Linked DNA regions of Homo sapiens: regions 1 and 3 are each linked to region 2. Evidence: chromatin contacts called from ENCODE Hi-C or POLR2A ChIA-PET data. All regions are on one chromosome and are shown on one strand. Each heading gives the region's core, a stretch centred on a gene start or an enhancer-like site at or near the end of the contact. The rest is flanking DNA. Distances are from core to core; before and after follow the strand shown. Region 1 has its middle 64 kb from the start of MTPAP. Region 2 overlaps LOC107984218 (a long non-coding RNA gene). Region 3 has its middle 19 kb from the start of MIR7162.

What was found. Hi-C counts contacts between places; a loop is a spot of excess contacts on that map. ChIA-PET counts read pairs that join two places held with the same protein, here RNA polymerase II (POLR2A). Pooled maps may share reads with other maps.
Region 1: a map with no recorded cell type shows a loop between it and region 2 (2.9-fold over the local background). The contact joins two enhancer-like sites. A Hi-C loop is called at or near these places in 1 of 37 single-sample maps with no recorded cell type and 8 of 50 pooled maps. POLR2A ChIA-PET finds 5 or more read pairs at or near these places in 2 of 52 experiments (SK-N-SH and activated T-cell).
Region 3: a loop to region 2 is called in a map of naive thymus-derived CD4-positive, alpha-beta T cell, with 5 times the contacts of the local background. The contact joins two enhancer-like sites. A Hi-C loop is called at or near these places in 18 of 168 maps with a recorded cell type or tissue (A673, B cell, CD4-positive, alpha-beta T cell and 14 more), 23 of 37 single-sample maps with no recorded cell type and 23 of 50 pooled maps. POLR2A ChIA-PET finds 5 or more read pairs at or near these places in 1 of 52 experiments (PC-9).

What each region holds. Positions count from the first base shown.
Region 1 is chr10:30,282,506-30,287,470 of GRCh38, reverse strand. No RefSeq gene overlaps it. Among named protein-coding and RNA genes, the nearest start is that of MTPAP, 64 kb to the left of the region's middle. RefSeq lists an enhancer at 2,259-2,338. Within about 2 kb of position 2,435, at least 3 of the 41 ENCODE cell types and tissues checked have a DNase peak (open chromatin) inside an H3K27ac peak, as active enhancers do.
Region 2 is chr10:29,992,876-29,997,376 of GRCh38, reverse strand. LOC107984218 (a long non-coding RNA gene) reads left to right here. Exons shown (of 2, transcript XR_001747403.2): 2 at 4,113-4,501. Among named protein-coding and RNA genes, the nearest start is that of JCAD, 64 kb to the left of the region's middle. Within about 2 kb of position 2,341, at least 3 of the 41 ENCODE cell types and tissues checked have a DNase peak (open chromatin) inside an H3K27ac peak, as active enhancers do.
Region 3 is chr10:30,385,307-30,389,687 of GRCh38, reverse strand. No RefSeq gene overlaps it. Among named protein-coding and RNA genes, the nearest start is that of MIR7162, 19 kb to the right of the region's middle. Within about 2 kb of position 1,772, at least 2 of the 41 ENCODE cell types and tissues checked have a DNase peak (open chromatin) inside an H3K27ac peak, as active enhancers do.

The DNA.
Region 1 (4,965 bases), core at 1,186-3,685, 290 kb before region 2:
CTGTGGCAAAACCCCACCTTCTGGAAATCCTGAAACCTGCCACCCAAAGTGAGAACTTCTATCCCTGTGTGCCCACTGTCTCCTGATTGGTTCTTTCTGAATAACGTCTTTTTGCCAATCAGATGTTGCCTTTTCCAAAGCAATCTATGGCCTGCCCTACCCCTCATCCTGTGCCTACAAAGACCCCAGGCTCAGCCTGTAGAGAGGAGAAGCAGCTGGACACTGGGAAGAGGCACCTTGACTTCAGAGACAGCAGCTGGATGTCAAACAGAGGCTTTCAAGGGAGAGCAACCTGCCCTTCCCATCTCCTTTCCAGCTCCCCTTTCGGCTGAGATCTGCTTTCATTGATCAATAAAATTATCCTCATCCACCATCCTTCAATTCGTTCATGTGACCTCATTCTTCTTGGGCACCAAACAAGGATTCAGTATGCACCAAGGGCTGATACCCAAAAAGGCTGTCAACACTGGTCCCTTTCCCTCACTGGCAGAGGGCAGCTGCCCCATACGATGAGGCAAAGGGCCCACTGAGCTGATAACACACTGCTGTCTGTGGACAGTGGAGCTAAGAGAGCATTGTAACACGCCCTCTGGGGCTCTGGGGTCACAGGCACCCCCACCTAGACACTGCTGCGGGGCCTGCCTGGAGTTTGCTCCTGCTGGCACCAAAGCAGCCAGCTGGTTCCTGCACTCACTTGCCTACATGCTCCCTCCTGTGAGGGGTGGAGCATGGCAGACCTGAAGGAATGGAGCAGCCAGCCGGTTCCTCCATTCATTTGCTTGTGTGCTCCCTCCTACAAGGGGTTAAGCGGGGTGGGCTGAGTAAACAGGGCACCCCTGTCACGAGTCCCACGAAACAGTCAAGAAAATAATCCTGCATCAATTTGACTCCTCGTCCTCCCCTAATGGTTTGCAGTCTTTCCTATGTCATAATAAAGCTACATTTTATTCTGGAAAAAAATTTGCTCTACAAGTTTAGAGACTTGCTGCATTTTGTTCGCTGCCAATTCCTTAGGACTTAGAACAGTTTCTTGCAAATTATAGGGGCTCTTATTTAATTTCATAAAAGGAAGGACATTCCTCCCTGCAAAAGATAAAGAAGATGATTTCAGAAAAATATAACAGATCTTTTCTAAGAAAGAAAACTTGACAGCTTTATACTGATTTTTTACAAAAACTGTGATTACTAGAAAAGATATTGCACACTATTACATTATGGGTTGTGTTAAGATGAGATTTTTCCTTGACTTTGACCCCCTTCGTGGAACTGGAGTGACTCATTTCACTCAGCCTGCAGCCTGCAGTCTGTGGATGGCTAAGTGTTAACAGCTCAGTAAAAGGTTAGGGTGACAGCCTTCTGCACCTGCTCTTTTTGACACCCGAGTTGTTGTTCAATATTCTGGGAGAATCAGGTCACATGAACTGTTTGAAAGATGATTGGTGCAGAAGACTATTGAGCAGTGCAAGTGGCTCTCGGTGGAAGGGGAGCTGGAAAGGGGATCGAGTGGGAAGAAGGTGATCTTTCCCTGAAGCCCAGCCTGTCTCCAGCCAGGCTCCCCTCTGAAGCCGCACCGTCTGAAGTTAGCTGCGTTTATCCATATTCTACAGTACGCAGTTGCTGCTTCTCTGCTCACCACTCAGCTGCTTGTATCCCCGACAGTCAGCAGCTTTTGTATGTGTGTGTTTTTTTTCCCTCTACCAGCTGAAGTCTGGTTTTTTGTGGGCACAGGATAGGGGGCGGGGTGGGCCAAAAAGGAAATCATTTGGGTGGAAAAATGGGGTTGGCTGTTTTCACTTAGGGCCAAGGTTCCAGGCTTCAGGATAGAGTTTAGCCAGGAGCCCAGCCCTTCTTGGATCAGTGCAATTATTTGTCCCTTAGATACATGTCTTTAAATTAGGAGTCTGTATTCAACATTACAAGAGAAGTGAAACTCAAATGTCCAGCTTGTACAAGTACTTCATTTTCAGTGGTGTACCGAAAATGGAAGCAACACTCACTGCTCTTTCACTCAATTTGAGATAGTTCCCCAAGATACCAAGCAGATACCTAGCAGAGCCCAGGAAAACCAGCCCTCACCACCCCTCCAGAGCTGAGGGCTGGGAGCTGCCCTCATGCATGAGTAATGACTAAGTGTGGGAGGGCCCTGCCATCCCTTTCCAGCCTTCAGTGGCCAAACCCTGGGACTGTTCTTTCTCTCATTCCTTTGCAGGGAAGACAAGGGAAAATGTATATAATCCTTCTGAGACATGAAGATCCCAGGATGGTACGTCTTTCCCCATCTCAACAGGGAAACAGTGGTTTCCTTAATCTTTGAACAAAGAAGAAACTTCCTATTTCATCTCTAAGAGCAGAAAGTGGAACAGATGATAAGCTGTTTGTGAAGGGTTCCATCCTCTGAAGGGTGTGAATATCTTCATGTCAACAGGAAACCCAGGGCCCTTGTGTAACTCTGAAAAGAAGAAATGTGCCTTCTACTCCTGATTAAGTCAGGTTCATCATAAATAGAGGAGCTGGGCATTTCTTGGTGGCTGGATAATCTTTTCCTCTAGGTGCCATCCTGGGGAAATAGATTATTAAATAATCTATCTCTTCTCAAAACCTAGGAAACTTAAAGAAGAGTTAAGTCAATTTACCTCACAAAAGGGAAAATCAGGCCAGAGAGTTCTTTTCACCATGTTTATATGAGTTTCTGAAAATAGCAATACAAAGACTACAACCTCACTTAAAATTTCAAACAACGTAGGATTAAAATGTAGACAGCTCCCAATTTTACATTATCCATTTCACTCCTGAAGGGCAAATGCTATATGCAGTTTGGGATGGGACCTTCGAGACATTTGCTATGTATACACCACACACACACACACACACACACACACACACACACACACACACACACACAATGATTTCCTCCATTCTATGACGCCATCAAATGTAAAGCCCAGGAGTGAACTGGTGCCACTTCTCAAGGCTACTGTCCCCTCCTGTTGTGTCCTCTCCCGTTGTGCCCCAAGTGTAGGCACAGCCCAATCCCTTTCTCCACAGCAAGACTAATCAAGTAAATGATGGTTTGCATAGCGATACTGACATTTTTGAGGGACAGCTAGCAGGAATTCCATCCCATAACAAGCCAGAAAATCTAACTAGATTATTGCTCTGGAATTGGACAGCCTGGGTTCGTATCCCAGTTTTTCTACTCACTAATGACCTGACTTTGAGAAAATTACCGAGGTGTCTTAACTTTCTTATGTGTGAAATGAAGATAATAATAGTACCTGCCTTATAGGGTTGTTCACAAAATTATATTAAATACATGAGAAGAGTCTATAGCCATGCTGGGTAAGAAGGAGTGCTCAGCAAATGTTAAATTTGTTTTACTCTTCCAAAAATCCATGTGTCATACTACAAGGCAGGGGTCAGCAAACTTTTTCAGTAAAGGGTCACATAGTAAATATTTTAGGCTTTGGAACCCATATGATCTCTGTAAAACTACTCAACTTTACATGGGGGAAAGAAGCCCTAGACAATATGTAAGTGCATGGGTCTGGCATGTTCCAATAAAGCTTTATTTATGACATGTGAATTTTATATACTATTCACAAGTCATGAAATATTCTTTTAAAAAATTTATTTCTCAATCATTTTAATGTAAAACAAACAAACAAAAAAACAAACAAACCATCCTTCACTCCTGGGCCATGCAAAATCAGGTAGTGGGCTGGATTTGGCCTACAGGCTGTAGTTCACCAACGAATCCCACCACCAGCATCACAGGTGTACCCACCTGGCCGTTTCTGTGCCCTCTCTTTTCCAGGTCTCCATTTCCCTGTTTTTGCTCATGTTTCATCTATAGGAGAAAGCAAAACTTGGTAATCACCTTTCTACTCAAGAAGAGCCCTTTCCCATTAGGACACAGGGAGCATGGTCCCTCTGTCTCAGGCTCTACACTACAGGTTGAGCTCTGCCCTCACCTTTGCAAACTAGAGGGCCTGGGGAAAATGGTCACATGTGTTATACGTGGAAGCCTGCCTTCTGTTGGGGACATATATTTTAATGGCTGCATAGAAGTCAACTGCTTGAGCCCACAAACTTCTTTAACTTGTCCCTTGGTGATTGTTATGGTTTGGATGTGTGTCTCCGCCCAAATCTCATGTTGAATTGTAATCCCCAGTATTGGATTTGGGGCCTGGTGGGAGATGATTGGATCATAGGGGTGGCTTTCTCATAAATGACTTAGCGTCATCCCACCATCCTCTTGGTGCTGTCCTTGCAATAGTGAGTGACTTCTTGCAAGATCTGGCTGTTTAAAAGCATGGCACCTCACTCTCACTCTCTCGCTCTCTCTCCTGTTCCCACCATGTGAGATACCTGCTCCCCCTTCACTTTCTACCATGATTGTAAGCTTCCTGAGGCCTTCCCAGAAGCACATGCCTGTGTTATGCTTCCTGTACAGCCTGCAGAACCATGAGCTAATTAAACCTCTTTTCTTGATAAATTATCCAGTGTCAGGTATTTCTCTTTTTTTTCTTTTTCTTTTCTTTTCTTTTTTCCTTTTCTTTCTTTCTTTTTTTTTTTTTTTTTTGAGACAGGGTCTTGGTCTATTGCTCAGGCTGGAGTGCAGTGGCGCGATCTCAGCTCACTGCAGCCTCCACCTCCTGGGTTCAAGTGATTTCTCCCACCTCAGCCTGCTGAGTAGCTGGGATTACAGATGTGCACTACCACGCCCGGCTAATTTTTGTATTTTTAGTAGAGATGGGGTTTTGCCATGTTGGTCAGGTTAAGTATTTCTTTATAGCAATGCACAAACAGCCTAATACAGTAATGAATGTTTATATCATATTGTTTCCAGTTTTCCACTATACAAAGAATGTTGCATTTTCTCATAAAATCCTCAAATAACTCTATGAGAGGGGAACAATTTAATCTCATTTTACAGATGAAGTAAAGGAGAAAGGCACAGAAAAA
Region 2 (4,501 bases), core at 1,092-3,591:
GCACGACACATGGAGAATGCAGGTGGGGTCCCAGATACTCAGATGGCTTTCCTTCCCTCACTTTGTAAGAGTCAAATAAAATCACAGTATCTGTTGACACCACACAACCTATGAATCCACTTTTAAAAACATTATTTTTTTTCCTCCAAGAGACAATTACGTTGTGGTTTCTGGACAAGAGAATCTACTGACCTGTCTGCACATAATCTTCAGCAAGTCATCTCATTTTCTGAGACTGTTTCCTTATCCATAAAACGTCCCCCTTTTCTCAGTGGGGTAACTGGAAGATCACTTGAGATCCCACATGTCAGTGGGTCTTAGTCCTGGAGGCACATTCAGAAAGACTGCTGTTTGTGTTCCTCCAGACCAATGAAATCAGAATTTCTTGGTGTTTGGATTAGGCCACGGTGATTTGATAAAACTCTACCATGCAGCCACATCTGCTAACCGCAAAAGCCCCCCTAAGAACAGAGAACCACGGCAAACTCTACAGGCATGAGAAATTCTGCATATCATTTGCGCGTGGTAACCAGACACTCTCCCCAGATAGAGGATCCAGGGGTGTTCTGGCTGTGCCAGGCTTCCTGTGGTTAATCCACCCTTTCCCCACACCCTGGGCTTGTGACAAGTGTCAGACGACCAGCAGAGCTCCCATGCAGCTGTCCTTTTGGGTACTTCCAACAGCAGATGACTGGGGAGTCGGGCTGGCTTTGTGTACATGTCAAATAGGCTGCCTGGCATCTTACTTCACCTGAGTTCAGGGAATCTTGGTGGTGGGTTGAACTGGGATCAGATTTCCCCATAGGAAAAACAAGTATCAGGGGCAGGGCATGCAGCCCTCGGTTACCCCTCCCTCACCCCCCCTCACCTCTGACCTGTCCTCTGTCCCCTCCCAGTCTCTTTCCTTTGGTTAGCCCTTCCTGAGGTTGTCTAGGAGGTGGGAAAGGAAGGGGCTCATTTTTGTTCCCTTCCTAGTCCTGTCCAGGCACCGGTCCCAGGACTCTGCTCAAGAACCTGGACCAAAAACCAAGGGCAAGAGGAGGCTCTCTTGTTCCTTTTCAATTAGCTTGTTTTTTTTTTTGAAGGAGTTTCACTCTGCCGCCCAGGCTGGAGTGCAGTGGTGCAATCTCGGCTCGCTGCAGCCTCTACCTCCTGAGTTCAAGTGATTCTCCTGCCTTACCCTCCTAAGTAGCTGGGACTGCAGTCACCTGCCACCATGCCCAGCTAATTTTGTGTGTTTTTAATAGAGACAGGGTTTCACCATGTTGACCAGGCTGGTCTCAAACACCTGACTTCAGATGATCCACCCTCCTTGGCCTCCCAAACTTTTTTTTTTTTTTTTGAGGCAGAGTCTCACTGTCACCCAGGCTGGACTGCAGTGACACAATCTTATCTCACTGCAACCTCTGCTTCCCAGGCTCAAGTGATTCTCCTGCCTCAGCCTCCTGAGTAGCTAGGATTACAGGCGCACACCACCACACCCAGCTACTCTGTATTTTTAGTAGCGATGAAGTTTCGCTGCATCAGCCAGGCTGGTCTTGAACTCCTAACCTCAGGTGATCTGTCTGCCTTGGCCCCCCAAAGTGCTGGGATTATAGGCCTGAGCCACCTTACCTGACCACTTTTGTTCTTTTTCTACTATTTTCCATGAGCCTTTTGGTTATGCAGTTAGCTTTGCCCCCAGGCTGGGAGGATAATTCCTCCAGCACAGAAATTCTTCAGGGAAGTAGGAAAATGTTGGTCTGCCCATTGTTGACAACCCCCAAAAGCCATAAGGTGATTTTGGCCACATCCCAGCATAGCAAGGGAGGCCCCTGAGGACCTACCAAAAATTCGGGCCATCCCCCATCTGCTTTCAAGCAACCCCTATCCTGAGATGGCTTAACTGACTCTCCCTCAGGAGTGTGTTTTGGGAGTGACAGAATGCCTGTCTTTAAACAGTCTTTGGCCCAAAATCCAGGGACATGCAGGGAGTTCGAGGAGATCAAATACAATCTAGAGAGACTGTGAAAAATGGATTAGTCCTTTGCTGAAGGGTGTTTTACTTTAGGATTCGAACTTGAATTTCTTGTTCGGTAGACATTGCTTTCCTCCTCTGGCCTGTTTTCCCCTACTTCCCGAGTACTTGACCACACAGGTAAAGTCTACCCTCCCCAGCCTTCCATGTGACTGGGTGTGGCCATATAACCAAGTTCTTTTCAGAGAGACAGATGCCACTTCTGCCTCACTTGCTCAAGAGGAATTTGCTGTCCCAGACGCTCTCTCTTTTTCCCTTCAATGACATCTCACGACCTGGCCCCAGCTTTGCAGCCAAAGGCAACACCCTAGGAGATGATGAAATCACAAGACAGACACCTGGGTCCTTGCCAGTGAGGGTCAATGCTCTGATTTATTTAGCAGAAACAGTCCTCCAATGTGGAGACCATTACATGAGAGAGAAATAAACATCTATCTTCCTTCAGGCACCATGTGTTTGGTCTCTTGGCTATAGCAGCTGACCCTTTATCTCGAGGCATTCATTGTCCACATGAGTTTCAGGGATCATAACCTCTATGCCACGCTTCCACTCTTAGCACAATTGTCAACACCTCCCTTCTCAAGAACAGCAATTTGCCTGCCTCTATTTTCCAAATACTTTGAAATCCATCAGTCTTTCTTATGATCCCAGGAGTGGCCAAAGATTATTATGATGGAGAGCGCCCTACTTACAAATCAGGCTCTATAGTTAGAGGATAAGATGAAAGTCATACAGAGTCAAAGAGATCCTTGAAAAATGCTCCAGGGGGAGGGTGCAGTGGCTCACGCCTGTAATCCCAGCACTTAGGGAGGTCCAGGTGGGAGGTTCACTTAAGGCCAGGAGTTGGAGACCAGCCTGGGCAATGTAGCCAGACCCCATCTCTACAAAAAAAAAAAAAAAGTGTTCTGGAAGTCTCCATGTAAGATCATCTCTCAATAAGCCCAACATGGGGTAGCTTTTTCTTCACCCCAGGGTGTCTGGATTACATCCACAAGCTGCGCAGTAGAAGAAATATCTCTGAAACATGTTCAGTATGGCAAGATGCTCACAACATGTCAAAGCCTTGAGTTTCAAGACAGACAGAACAGAGAGCAGATTCTCATGCTCAGCTCACCCGGGGCAGTGGTTCTCAACCAGAGGTGATTTTGCCCCCAAGGGGGACCTGTAGCAATGTCTGGAGACATTTTTATTATGACTGGTGTAGAAGGCTCCTGGCATCTGGTGGGTAGAGGCAGAGATGCCGCAAAATATCCTCCAATGCACGGGACAGCCACCATAAAACAAAGAATGATCTGGCCCAAAATGTCAAGAACTCTGAGGCTGAAAAACCTTTCTCTAAGGCATAGGTTTATTGAGAGGCATGGCCTAGCAGATCGTCATGTGTAAACACTCCAGAATTCTCCCCAACCCTTTCCCTGACTTGTCCATGTTTATTTTCATTTGAGCAAGTTAAATATGCTCCCCTCGTTGCTCTTTGAGCCTGACAGGATGAGGATGACAAGATCATGGATCCTTGGCAATGTCTTGAGTGTCCTAGAGACCAAAGATATCCTATCCAGGCTGGTTCAGGGAGTTTCATCAATCACAGTTCACCGTGCTGGATCTTGTCTAATTTGTTGCTTTCTAAATAGTAGCCTCCCACTCTCCTGTGGAAAGAATGTTCTGCTGATGTGAGGCTTTCCTTGTCAGGGACACCTCCCGCCACAGCCAGTCTCAAAGCTTCTCTCCTTTGTTTCATCCTGGAATGTTTCAAGAAACACCCACCCCACGCCAGCCGCACACATCTCATAGTTGCTCTCCCAGGGTGTCTTCTGCTCTCGTGATCCCCCTCCAGCCTTGCCTCGTAAATCAGCCCGCGACCTCGCCTCCCTGGGGCTGCTGCGCTTCTCTGAACTCGCTCCAGTGGGTCCACATCTTTCTGATAATGAGGTGCCAGACAGGAGCGGAGGGGCCTGCTGCGATCCGTGGGAGCGTTCAAGCCCTGTCCTGGGGAGCGCTGGGGGTGGAGCCCGGTGTCATGGTAGGGAGGGGGCCCTCTGGAAGCTTCAGTGCCTGAAGGGCTCACATAAGGCACCTCACTTCTTTATTCTTGCAGAGGCCCTTGATGGTGGACAGACCCCAGCACGGCCCTGGACAGATTGTGAGGCACAGAGAAGTCACCTGCCACCTCCCCACCGTCAGAACAATGATGGCAGACACCACCAGGTCCTGAGGCTCTCCTGGCCTTTGGGCACTGTTCCTGCTGCCTTACAGACATGATCTCATTGAACACTCATGAACACTCACAACATCATAAGCCTCACTCGGGCATCTATGCTAGACACTGAGGGGACAGCAGAGAGCCAAGAAGACAAAAACCTTGGCTGTCAGAGAAAGAGGTTGCGTTCTAGTGGGGGAAATAGACAAAATAAGGAACACACATGGTACAGTTGTGTGTCACTTAACAGTGGGGATATGTTATGAGAAATGTGAAGGCAATTTCAT
Region 3 (4,381 bases), core at 523-3,022, 390 kb before region 2:
CAGAGTATAAGGCTTACCTCCCTTACAAGTAAGGGAGCCTCCATTCTACCAATTTGACTGGATCACAATCTTATGAAATCAAATGCATTTACAGTCTTATAGATATCTAAATTTTGTTTCCTAAGCCAAGTCCTGCACTGAATTTGTTTCATTTCTTTCCTTTTTTTCCCCTGGAGCTGATAATTGCTTCAGATTGTTTCCCTTCATTTGCTTATACGTTTTTGTCCCTATTAACTACTTTTTTTTCCCCAGATGCTCCAACTGATCTATGAAATGCCTAGTAATAATTATCCAAAAACTAAGATACACCAGCTACCCTATCAGCCCTGTTATTTTCCAGGAGGCATCCCTTTCTCCCTTGCCCTCCATCCTTATGCTCCAAACTGGACTCAGCTCTCTCAGCCCATGGCACGGCTGGCATCCTGGCATTTCTCTGAATTTTCTGCTGCCTCTTCTGTGTGCATCTCCCGTTCCCTGGCCCCATATCTTCTTTTTCCTTGGTTTACCCTCTCATTGTGCTGCAATACATCTTCCAGTGGCTTCCTGAGAAAGAGTGAATGGAAGCCAAGCTTGCTGACTCCCACATATTTTAAAATGTCATTGTTCTACCCCAACTCCTGATTAATAGTTTGGCTGGATATAATGCTCTAATTTAAACGTAACTTCTCCTCACATTGGGAAATATTGCTGTATTATTTTCCAGCTCCCGGTGTTGTTGGGAAGAAGGCAGTGTCATGCGGAGTCTTGGCTCTTTATATATGACCTGTCTTTTCTCTCTGGAAGATTTTAGGATTTTCTCTCTATCCTTGGTTTTCTGGAATTTCCCAATGATGTGCCTTGTTGTAGGTCTTTCTTCATTCACTGTGCTTGTCACTTGATAGACTCTTTTGAACTAGAAAATTATGTCCTTCTATTACGGGAAGCCACCAGCAGGTTTGTGTGAGCTAGGTAATCACATTCTTTTCTTCCAAGGACAGAGGTATCAAGGCCCTGGGAACCTTATAAGTGGATTGGGGGTAAGGGGGCCTGAGGTGAACCCAACAAAGCCGCAGCACCCACTGAGCTCGTGTCCCAGAGCTAGGCTCTGCCTGAGGACAATAGACATGGGTGATACCTACTTCCTGCCCAGTCCCATGGTGGGGCTCAGAACACACATGGTCCAGGAGGACCATGTAGTATCTGGCTACATTTACATGCACCTACCTGTGTGTAGCATTCAGTGAGCAACAGGACAACTTAGGGGAAGGGGCAGCTTCAGAGAGCAGGATAGGAGGCAGGTAAATAAACATGGGGTGGGGAGTGGCCTTGTTGGGAAAGGGCAAAGGCAGGGCTGTGTGTGTGTGTGTTTGTGTGTGTGTGTGTGTGTGTGTGTGTGTGTGTGTGTGTGTTATGTATTGGGGGAAATGGGGAGAGCATCTGTAGTTTCATCTGCCCCCTTTTCTGGCCACTGCATCCCTTTTTTGGTGAATAGTTTTTCTTCCCATCATGGACTGAATGTCTCTGTCTCCTCCAAATTCATATGTTGAAGCCCTAAACCTTTGTGTGGCTGTATTTGGAGATGAGGCCTCTCAGGGAGTCATTAAGGTTGAATGAGGTCCTAAGGGTGGGGCCCTGATTCCATAGAATTAGTGTCCTTATAAGAGGAGACACCAGAGAGTGCACTCACTCTCTCTCTGCACAAATACAAAGAAGAGATCATGTGAGCACACGATATGGCAGCCACCTACAGACCAAGAGAAGAGGCCTCAGAATGAAACCTACCTTGGTGGCACTTTGATCTTGGATTTCCTAGCCTCCAGAACTGGGAGAAATAAATATTTGTGGTTTAAGCCACCCAGTCTGTGGTATTTTGGCATGGCACCCTGAACTGACTAATACATCTCTCCACCTTTCTTCAACCACATGCCGCTAGAGGGCTTGGCAGATTTAGTGTCCCAGCTACCCGGCCAACCCAGACCAGACCAAGCAGAAGCTCTCTTCTGGAATTTTCTGAATAGGAACTAATGGAGGGGAGCCCCATCCTTTCTTGGGGGCAAAGCCAGGAAGACGGAAGCCTCGTGCTGCCAACAGTCTGATTCCAACCTTGTGGGGAAAGTTGCTCTGAGAGCACAAAACTGATCTGCAGGCGGAGATGGAGACAGAGACAAGGGAAGGAGCCTGCAAATCCTGACAGTGCTGGTGACTCTGAGTCCAGGTATTCCTGAGGCCCAACTGTTCCCTGCCCTGCCTGTGGCTAACTTAATGACCAATGAACTTCCCTTCTTGCCTAAGCCAACTCGAGTGAATTTTCTGTTACTCACCCTAAAGAGCCCTGACTGCAACGGCAGGGCATGACGGGGCTGGGCTGGCTGGGGCAGAGGACGGTGTGGGTGAAATCAGCTATGACGGGAAGTGCAGTTATCGAGTGGCCTCCATGAGGTCTTCCTCCCGCCCCGACTGTGAGCAAGGCTGGGCTCATATGCTCAGTGGGCCAGAGTGACGGATTTAGTCAGAGGTGCCATGCTCAGGGCCATCTTTCTATGGGCCAGACTCTTCAGCATCAAAGGCTTTGCCATCAGAGACAGTTTTAGTTACATCTTGGATTCACTTGATCAACTGCTCTTCTCCTACTTTCAGGATCTTTACACTAGACTGCCCCACACAGGTGTTAGGAAGCCATAGGCATCTTGGCCAGAAGCCCAGACCACAAAAAGGGCTTCTGCCAGCCTGCCCAGGGTTCCAGAGGGTAGGGCCGAGGGGCGGTGGGAAGAGCCCAGCCTGGGCAGCCATGGCATGTACACCACTCTTGATCTGTCTCCTGGAACTTTTCACCCCTCAAGTTTGGGCCCCAGTGGGGCACACGTGGGAAAAACAATGAATGCCCATGTCTCTGAATAGTTTCCCCATCAGAAGTGGTCATTGCACCAAGCACCCTCCTCCATTAAAACTGGACAGACCAAGGGCCACTTTCCTAATGGATGGATCTTATTGGTCCATCTCATGTTCCCAACAGAGCTCCCTCCCTGGGATGGGAATGTGCCATTCCAGGAGAGCCCTTTTGACCCTGTCTCCAGCCAAAGCCAGTCCCCCTGCTTTCTCAAAAGCAGGTGAGTGAGACCCTTTCTAAAAAACAAAACAAGAAAAGTACTGTTACAATGGCACCAACTGCATATGAAGTTCCTGAAATTCCGAGTTCCACTAATATTATTTGTCTGATTTAAAAAAAAAATACATACTTAAAAGCAACACACCAATAGAGGCAAGCAAACCATGTTTTGCACAAAACAACTATCAATGGTGATAGCACGTGATCTCCCCTTTCAGAACCCTGAGATTCTCAGTGCCATTACTCTAAGGGCTTTCTGCAGACAAGGTAACTATCAGAATCACATGGAGAAGATCAGAGCCTGGAAGGAAACTTGAGATTTTTTGAGACGGAGTCTTGCTCTGTCACCCAGGCTGGAGTGTAGTGGCGTGATCTCTGATCTTGGCTCACTGCAAGCTCCGCCTCCTGGGTTCACGCCATTCTCCTGCCTCAGCCTCCCAAATAGCTGGGACCACAGGTGCTCGCCACCATGCCTGGCTAATTTTTTTGTATTTTTAGTAGAGATGGGGTTTCACCATGTTAGCCAGGATTGTCTCGATCTCCTGACCTCGTGATCCACCCTCCTCGGCCTCCCAAAGTGCTGGGATTACAGGCGTGAGCCACCGCGCCCGGCCCCATTTTTTTGTATTTTTAGTAGAGACAGGATATCACCATATTAGCCAGGATGGTCTTGATCTCGTGACCTCGTGATCTGCCTGCCTCAGCCTCCCAAAGTGCTGGGATTACAGGTGTGAGCCACCATGCCCGGCTGAGAATTTTTTATTTCAACCTTCTTCATTTTACACAGAGACAAAACTGAAATTCAGAGACTTCTGGTTTCTCAAGGCACACCACTAGTCAATAAACACACAGAGCCAGAAGCTAGATCTAGCTCAGTGTTCTTTTAAAGCCTTCAAAATTCCCCTCTGCTAGTAAAGCTTACAACCTGACAATAACTTAATATATACACACAAATACAGCTATTTCCAAAATAGATTTGTGGGGGGCACAGATACTGCAGTTTTACAACTTATAATATATTTTTAAGAATTGCAAAATATGTCTCCAGTATTCATAACAGCATGTCATTAACCCATCCCCATAGTGGGTTGGACATCTAGGTTGTTTCCAACTATTTGCTTTTATAATTATCCATTGCAATGGTGAAAAATTGGAAACGACCTAAATGTCCAACAATACAGGCACTAATTCTCTATAAAGTGAATATCAAATAGCCATAGAAAATACATTAAAGACCCAAAAGTGTTGCTAATTGAGCAAAAATACGCCATTTCAGGTCAGATGCAGTGGCTCACA